Linked DNA regions of Homo sapiens: region 1 is linked to region 2. Evidence: chromatin contacts called from ENCODE Hi-C or POLR2A ChIA-PET data. All regions are on one chromosome and are shown on one strand. Each heading gives the region's core, a stretch centred on a gene start or an enhancer-like site at or near the end of the contact. The rest is flanking DNA. Distances are from core to core; before and after follow the strand shown.

Evidence for each region. Hi-C counts contacts between places; a loop is a spot of excess contacts on that map. ChIA-PET counts read pairs that join two places held with the same protein, here RNA polymerase II (POLR2A). Pooled maps may share reads with other maps.
Region 1: a map with no recorded cell type shows a loop between it and region 2 (2.2-fold over the local background). The contact joins two enhancer-like sites. A Hi-C loop is called at or near these places in 2 of 168 maps with a recorded cell type or tissue (B cell and sigmoid colon), 3 of 37 single-sample maps with no recorded cell type and 8 of 50 pooled maps. POLR2A ChIA-PET finds 5 or more read pairs at or near these places in 2 of 52 experiments (A673 and activated B cell).

The regions. Positions count from the first base shown.
Region 1 is chr1:48,788,305-48,791,864 of GRCh38, reverse strand. All of the region lies in intron 6 of AGBL4 (AGBL carboxypeptidase 4), which reads left to right. Among named protein-coding and RNA genes, the nearest start is that of BEND5, 13 kb to the right of the region's middle. Within about 2 kb of position 1,429, at least 2 of the 41 ENCODE cell types and tissues checked have a DNase peak (open chromatin) inside an H3K27ac peak, as active enhancers do.
Region 2 is chr1:48,748,144-48,751,748 of GRCh38, reverse strand. The region is part of intron 6 of AGBL4 (AGBL carboxypeptidase 4); the gene reads left to right. The region is part of intron 3 of BEND5 (BEN domain containing 5); the gene reads left to right. Among named protein-coding and RNA genes, the nearest start is that of BEND5, 27 kb to the left of the region's middle. RefSeq lists an enhancer at 1,326-1,455. Within about 2 kb of position 1,433, at least 2 of the 41 ENCODE cell types and tissues checked have a DNase peak (open chromatin) inside an H3K27ac peak, as active enhancers do.

The sequences.
Region 1 (3,560 bases), core at 180-2,679, 40 kb before region 2:
TTTTTGAATGATTGACCATAAACCCATGCTTTCTAAATCAAACTTTTTTTTATGTTTTATGAACACCAGTGCCTACTGTGTGCAAAGATCTGAGGTAGATGCCTTATGCTCTTATTTAATTGTATCAAATGCCCTAATTTTGTCTCCATATCCAACAAATGAGAAAACTTAACAAGACAAGTGACTTAGTCAGATCTGCACAGCTAATGGGCAGTAGAGCTGAGATTTAAACCCCGATTTTTCTGATTTCAAAGTTCAGATTGCTCCACTACATTCTACTGCCTTTTCTCTTACCTCTGTTTCAGTAAAGTCTCTTTGTAAGTTCAGACTACCTCAGCTATGCTTAGGGCAACCCCCAAAATGGGTTGGGCTCATTCTTTGGCTCAAGTGTTAGAGAATTAACAGAACCCCTTGATGGGGATGGGGGAATGGAGGGTAGTGGTGGGGGAGGGCAGCATGGAAATGGCAGCAGGACTATAGATAGACTCCAAGGGGAAGGTGATTTAGAGAAGAGAATTAATTCATCCTCTCCCACCCCCCTCCTCAGCTAAAAGGCTTCTTCTAATGCTAAACCTGGAAAATGCTGGGATATGTTTACTTAAGACTAGGTAAGCTAATGCCCGAGGATGAATGAGATTACCTTTTACTGAAGGCTTTTCATTGTAATCAAGGGAATGCCGAGCAATGGAGGACAGCGATAAGGCCCACTAGAAGCTGAGCTTCATTATTGATTTGGTCATGTCTTAATCAGTTTTGTGCTGCTATAATAAAATACCACAGACTAGGTAATTTATAGACAACATAAGCTTATTTGGCTCATGGTTCTGGAGGCCGGGAAGTTAAGGGGCTACATCTGGTGAGGGCTTTCTTGCTGTGTCATAGCATGGTAGAAGGCATCACATGGCAAGACAGATGAGAGAGAGAGACAAAATAATTTTTTTCTTTTTTTCAGATATAAGGTCTTGTAATGTTGCCCAGGCTGGTCTTGAACCTGGGCTCAATCCTCTGTCTCAGACTTCCAAGTAGCTGGGACTACAGGCTTGTGCCACTGCGCCCAGCTCAAACTCGTTTTTATAACAAACTCACTCTTGCAATAATGAGCTCACTCCTGAGATAATGATATTAATTCATTCATGAGGGCAGAACCCTTATGATCTAATCACCTCTTAAATGTCTCACCTCTCTACACTGTTGTACTTGAGATTGAGTTTCCAACCCATGAACTTTGAGGGGCACATTCAAACCATAGCAGTCAATGACAAACTCTTTGACTTTGGGGAAATCATCATCCTTCTGGCCTCAGTTTTATCATCTCTAGAATGACAGGTTTGATACATAAGTTCTCTGAGGTCACTAGTCTTGGTTTCCTCATTCTATAGAATCTGTTTCTGTTTCATAACTCTATTTTAAGGTGTTTATCACATTGCCAAAAAAAGGGAAAAAAGAACCTTCAGGATGAAATTTTTCTATGCCAAGGAAAAGATTTTTTCCCCCTTTTTGCATGCAAAACTCTGCCTTTCTTCATTTGTGTCTGTCTTTTCATTCTGGTAACCCTCACAAGTTTTCTCAGTGGCAACAAGCACTCTCTGGCATGACCGACCCTTCCTTTTCTTGATACCAAAGAGAAGGCTTTGCTCGTAAAGTTAAAAACACATGAATAGTGCTGGTAAATCTGTTACGTGCTCTTGCTGTGACTTATCCAAACAAAGAGATGGAAGAGAAAAGGGTGCACAGGTCCAAATTGTTTAGCTTGGGGGCAGTTTTGCAGTCCTCTTGCCAAATGTAAGCATAGTGATTTCACTTCCTACTCTGCTTTCAGCTTCTTGAAAATGTGCAGGCCCTAAGTGAATGTTTTCTGACAGACTCTTTCTTCCTTGGATAGGCACTGAACATCTTAAGTGGAAAAATATACCTCGTTGTTTATGCAGTTCAGGTCTGCCTCCACCTAGGAAGTGGTAAGAGTCAGAGGGGTAGAGAGTTTTGAACATTTTATCTTTTAATGTCACTGCAGCAGAGACGGGTTGGCTTGGGAAAGACAGTGTTCCTCTCGCCAAGAGTCTGTGTCTCAGCTGTCTCCTGAGCTGGTGAGTCTAGCTGCCAGAGGACCTTAAAGTTCTTCCTATGACTTGGAGTTAGTGAGCTTAACGTATGTCTCCCTCCCTTTCCTTTCATAAAGTCTTCTTTACATCTTGTCCCTAAAGAATCAGGGAACATGATTTGGATTTTCCATTCAAGTACCCCTTACTCTACCCAGACCACATTTAGTGCTATCAAATATATCCACAGTGTGGCTCATGCCTGTAATCCCAGCACTTTGGGAGGCCAAGGTGGTAGGATCACAAGGTCAGGAGATCAAGACCATCCTGGCTAACATGGTGAAACCCTGTCTCTACTAAAAATACAAAAAAATTAGCCAAGCGTGGTGGCGGGCGCCTGTAGTCCCAGTTACTCGGGAGGCTGAGGCAGGAGAATGGCATGAACCCAGGAGGCGGAGCTTGCAGTGAGCCGAGATTGGGCCACTGCACTCCAGCCTGGGTGACAGAGCGAGATGCCGTCTCAAAAAAAAAAAATATATATATATATATATCCACGCAGCAAGAATAGTACAGCCTCCCAGTTTCTATGTGGAGTTGGTGATGGGGAATTAACACACCCAGTGGATGACAAGCAGTGTTCCAAGACCACTGGAGGCAACATAGCAGAGTGAGAACCATATGGACTTCATACCAGGTTTGAATCCAATGTGTGACTTGGACCTTCACCCTCCCTCTCTGAACCTCAGTTGCTACATCTATAAAATAGGGATAACAACAATCACTTTCCAAGTTTATTATCAGAATTGCATATCCAGCACCTAGCATTACTGGGGATCAAGTAAGGGGTTCAATAGATTTTAGTCCTCTTCTTTGTCTCTTCCTCTCATATATATATAAAATTTCACTTACTCCATTTGAAAATCCTAAAATATGCGTTTCATTTTCCCGTTTCACAAATGGGGGAAACTGTCTGTCTGATTCTCTACTGTATCCCAAGCATTAATCAGAGATTCTGGCACATTATAAGCGCTCACCAAATAGTTCAATAGTAAATAAATGAATGAACAAATAAGACAGTCTTAAAGGAGTTAAGAATCTTGCCTACATTTTCACAGTTAGTGTCCCAGAAGAATTAGGACATAAGGCAGGGCATCACAGAAAAATTCATGCAAGGAGACAAAAAGAGAACCCAGAAATGGAAACAGAAAGGCATAACATAGTTCATCCTTTTTTATGATTGAGAACACTGTGTTTCACAATTCTGAAGCCATGTTTTAAATATATAATATCTGATCATGATTTTAAAAGCAGACAATAAAACCCCAAACTCAACTTAAGTCCTACAATTTATAAAAGTACAGACCTTAGTAAGATTCCAGCTTTCTTAAACAAGGCAGACTGCCTTTGTTTGCCAGGAAGGGATGGTGGGTGGCATATCTACAGTAATACTGCCCAGCCTTCAGGGAGGAGGAAAATCCTTCACCCAAAATGAACTGGCTCCAGGAACCCATCCTTGTCATTACC
Region 2 (3,605 bases), core at 184-2,683:
AAGTTGTTAGGCTTTTCCCCATTGTCAGAATAGCAGTGTGTTTCTCCATTAGAGCAGGGTTTTGCCTTCCATATTGCCATGTGACAAGCTTATGTTTTTTTTGGATTTGCCAGGCAGGAAATGGAGGTGGGAAAGTGTTCATTACAGGCAAAGCCTGGTTTCTAGGAATACCTGCTTTGGGCCAGACACTAAATACTTTCCATATATAAAACAACCTCAGCAGTGGATAAAACAGGCTCAGAGAGATTAGGTAACTTGCCTGAGGCCACACACCCAGGAAAGGGTAGAACCAGGTTTCAAAACTGAGGCCCCTCTTGCTTTGCCATGCGTCAGGCAGTCTGATCACAGAGTCCCTTAGCCATGTGCTTCTGTGGCACCATCCCTTTTGCCTGCCTCCTGATTAGGCCTTCATTGCTGGCCATTAGACCATCCAGTACTGCAGTGCATTCTGTGACTGCAGGACCCTTGAGCTTTTAGATGAATATTTCCTGCTTAATTTAAAAGCCCACCATGTCTTCATAGTTTCAGCCTTACCAGGCAACATGGCCTCAAGATACCAATTGGACAATTCCTGGAGTTTTCTTAGAAATTGTCTCTTTAGAGAGAACCCAGTTCAGCCTTTCACCCCTATCTTATAGATGGACAACTGAGGCCCAGAGAGGGGAAAAGACATATCTATGCCATGTGGAATCAGAATATATAGGATTTCATGAATGCTATATCATGAAGCAGTGGAAGGTTTGTGTTCAGCCAACATGGATGGATGTTTGTTTGGATGCCAGGATTCAGCAGGTCCCAGAGGCTGGCCATACCCTCCCTTGCTGCTCCAGGGGGTACTCTGAGTGTGGGGGGTAATTCTTAGAGTCCTAGGACCTTAGTCCTATAAGGAACCCCAGAGTTCACCTCGTCTAGCCTCCTATACAGGACAAGAAGCTTTCTGCTGTCTCCCTGCCATGCAATCACCCAGCCTCCAGTAACATTCCACTAGAGACAAGAAGCTCACTCACTGCCTTCCAGTGCAGCCTATCTCATTATTGGATAGCTCTGACCGTAGGGAAATGTTTTTGTGCAGGGAACATTATTGGATCCTTCCTCTGTTCCGAGCCCTGTGCTAGGCACGGAGAAATCAAATTGTTAAGCCCCCCTTGCCACCTTAAAGAAGTCACAGTCTCAACAGCAGACAGTTGGGATGCAGGGTGAGCTTTACTTTGGTCCCGAGCTCTCAGGATGTTGGGAAAGGATACAAAAGAGAGCTCCTTACATGGCTGGGGTAGGAGAGTTGTGGGTGGCTGCAGGAGGCCCCAAGTTAAGGAACTATCTCAGGCAACAGGAGAGCCTAAACAAAGGTTTGGAGTTGCAAGAGAGGCTGGCTTATTCAAGGAACTGAAAGTAGTTCTGGTTGGACGGCACAGTGAAGTGCTGGGTAGCAGGAAGAGATGAGGTTGCAGACATAGATGAGAGCAAGCAGAACTACCCCAGCCCCTCCTACAGGTGGTTCATGGGGGCACTTCCCCATTGGAGTGGGCTGGGGTGCAGTCCTTCAACTCCTGAGTTGCTATTTTCCTCTGAGTCAGGCAAATCAATCAACAGCCATTTAGCAAAGATGAATCCCATATGGTCCCTACTCTGGAAGGGCTCATGGCCTGAAGGGAGTATCAGCAGAGGTCAGGGTCATGGATTGATTTGTTGGGCAGACATCCACCATGTGATCAAACTTTGCCTCCTCATAACTCCTACCCTCAGGCACTCACTGTGCCCACAGTGGTCCCTCAGGAAACTGGGAGCAGCCCTTATGCTGCCCACCCCACTTATTCCCACCACAACTCCTTAGCCCCCCAACCCAGCCAACTGTGGTCCATTTTACATGCATTGAATACATGTGTGGGCCTTCAATGCTTCCTTGACAGGGCGTTCTGCACATACCCTGCCATTTGGATACTCTCTGGGCACAGATAGTTGGGCAGGAGAGAAGTAGAAGAACCACAGATGAAGAACCAGTCCAGTTTTCCCTGGCCACCAGAGGATAAGTTCAGAGCTTCTAGAGGTGACAACCTATTCCCCTTCCACCGCACCCCTCATGATTGTGGGGCTTTTCACAGACCCCCTAGGAATGTCAGAGAAAGTCAGAGATGAGCTGAGGGTCCCACAGAGTGAGCATTAGGCAAGAAGCTCTGGAAAGTACAGTTCATTGAGGAGGGGTAGGGTAGTGGAAAGAGCTGTCTTTGGAATCTGACAACCCTGAGTTTGAGCACTCACCACCTATGTGACTTCTGGCAAGTTACTTTACTACTCTGAGTCTTTACAGAGATAATAAGATCGATTTTGTAGGACCACCATAAGGATTAACTTCTTTCGCTAAACACGTGTTTAGTGAGTGTTCTGTATGGAGGACATTGCGCTGGGTGCTGGGGATATAGCAGGAACATCCCCTCGGTGTTTATGTTCTAGTCAGGGAGCTGTTAAACAAACAATCACGTGACAGTGGGCTGAAAAATGCTACAGAGAGAAAAAAAGAGAGATACATTTGATATAAGATACTTAACAAAGAAGACTTTTGTAGGTTTCAGCCACCTTTCCTTCTCAAATATGTCATTTGAAATGGGCATCTGCAATTCCTCAAAGTCGGGGAGAACCTTGACCTCCAAGACTGGGGACCTGGGCCTGCTTTTTTCACCTCTTTCTTCCTGGGTGGGCTTCTCCCCCTTGGAAAGGGGGCTCTCTCGGATCCATTTCAACTCTGCTGCTCTGTGGTTCAGATTCCCCGAGGGTATGGCCCCACTGTGGAGGCATCTGTGTCAGCTGCTGGGATCTCACCTAATCCAGGATTCATGCTAGAATTTTTTTCTCCTGCCTCTGCCCAACGAAGCCTGCTCCTGCCCTCACTCACAGAAAATGGAGAGAGAGAGGACCTGAAGAACCCCGGCCTCACTACTCCCCCACCTCCCCAAGATGTCGCGCATCCATCAAAGCCCCAGTCAGAGATCACCACTTTCCTGAAGCCTTCTAGGATCCCTTAACCGGCAGTGATCTCCCCCTCCCCAAATTCATGCAGATCATCACATTGCACCCTTTGTGCACAGTGAGCCTGTGGTTTGTGCCACTTGCCTTCACCTTATGAGAACTACCCCACCCTAGGGTCACACACCCAACAAGCTCCTCTCATCCTCCAAGCCCCAACACAGAAGTTGGTGACCGTCCTTATGAAGATTTCCTAGTCTCCTCCAGAGGCAGCACCCCCTCCTTTGCTTCTGCCCCAGTTTTTCTCCTAATGCTTGTTAGCCACATGGCTGGTGGTAGTCTGCTGCCTGTCTCTTTCCACTGCTGGACAGTGAAGCACTCAGTTCCACCTAGCACAGGGCTGGCACTCAGGAGGTACTTAGTAGATTCTCACCAAAGGAATGAAACCAGATTTGTCTCTGCTTTCACTGGAAGACTAATGGGGCTAAGAAACAGAGGCACGCTACAGCAGCAGGTGAGAGCAGCTGATGACTTCTGAGAGGGTCTGAGAAGGTCCACAGAGGGGGATCCTCCTACCCAGCTCCGGAGGCATCTTCCCTAGTCTCTTTCCAAGGCCTTTGTTTAACTCCTTCATTGTTATGAAGCTG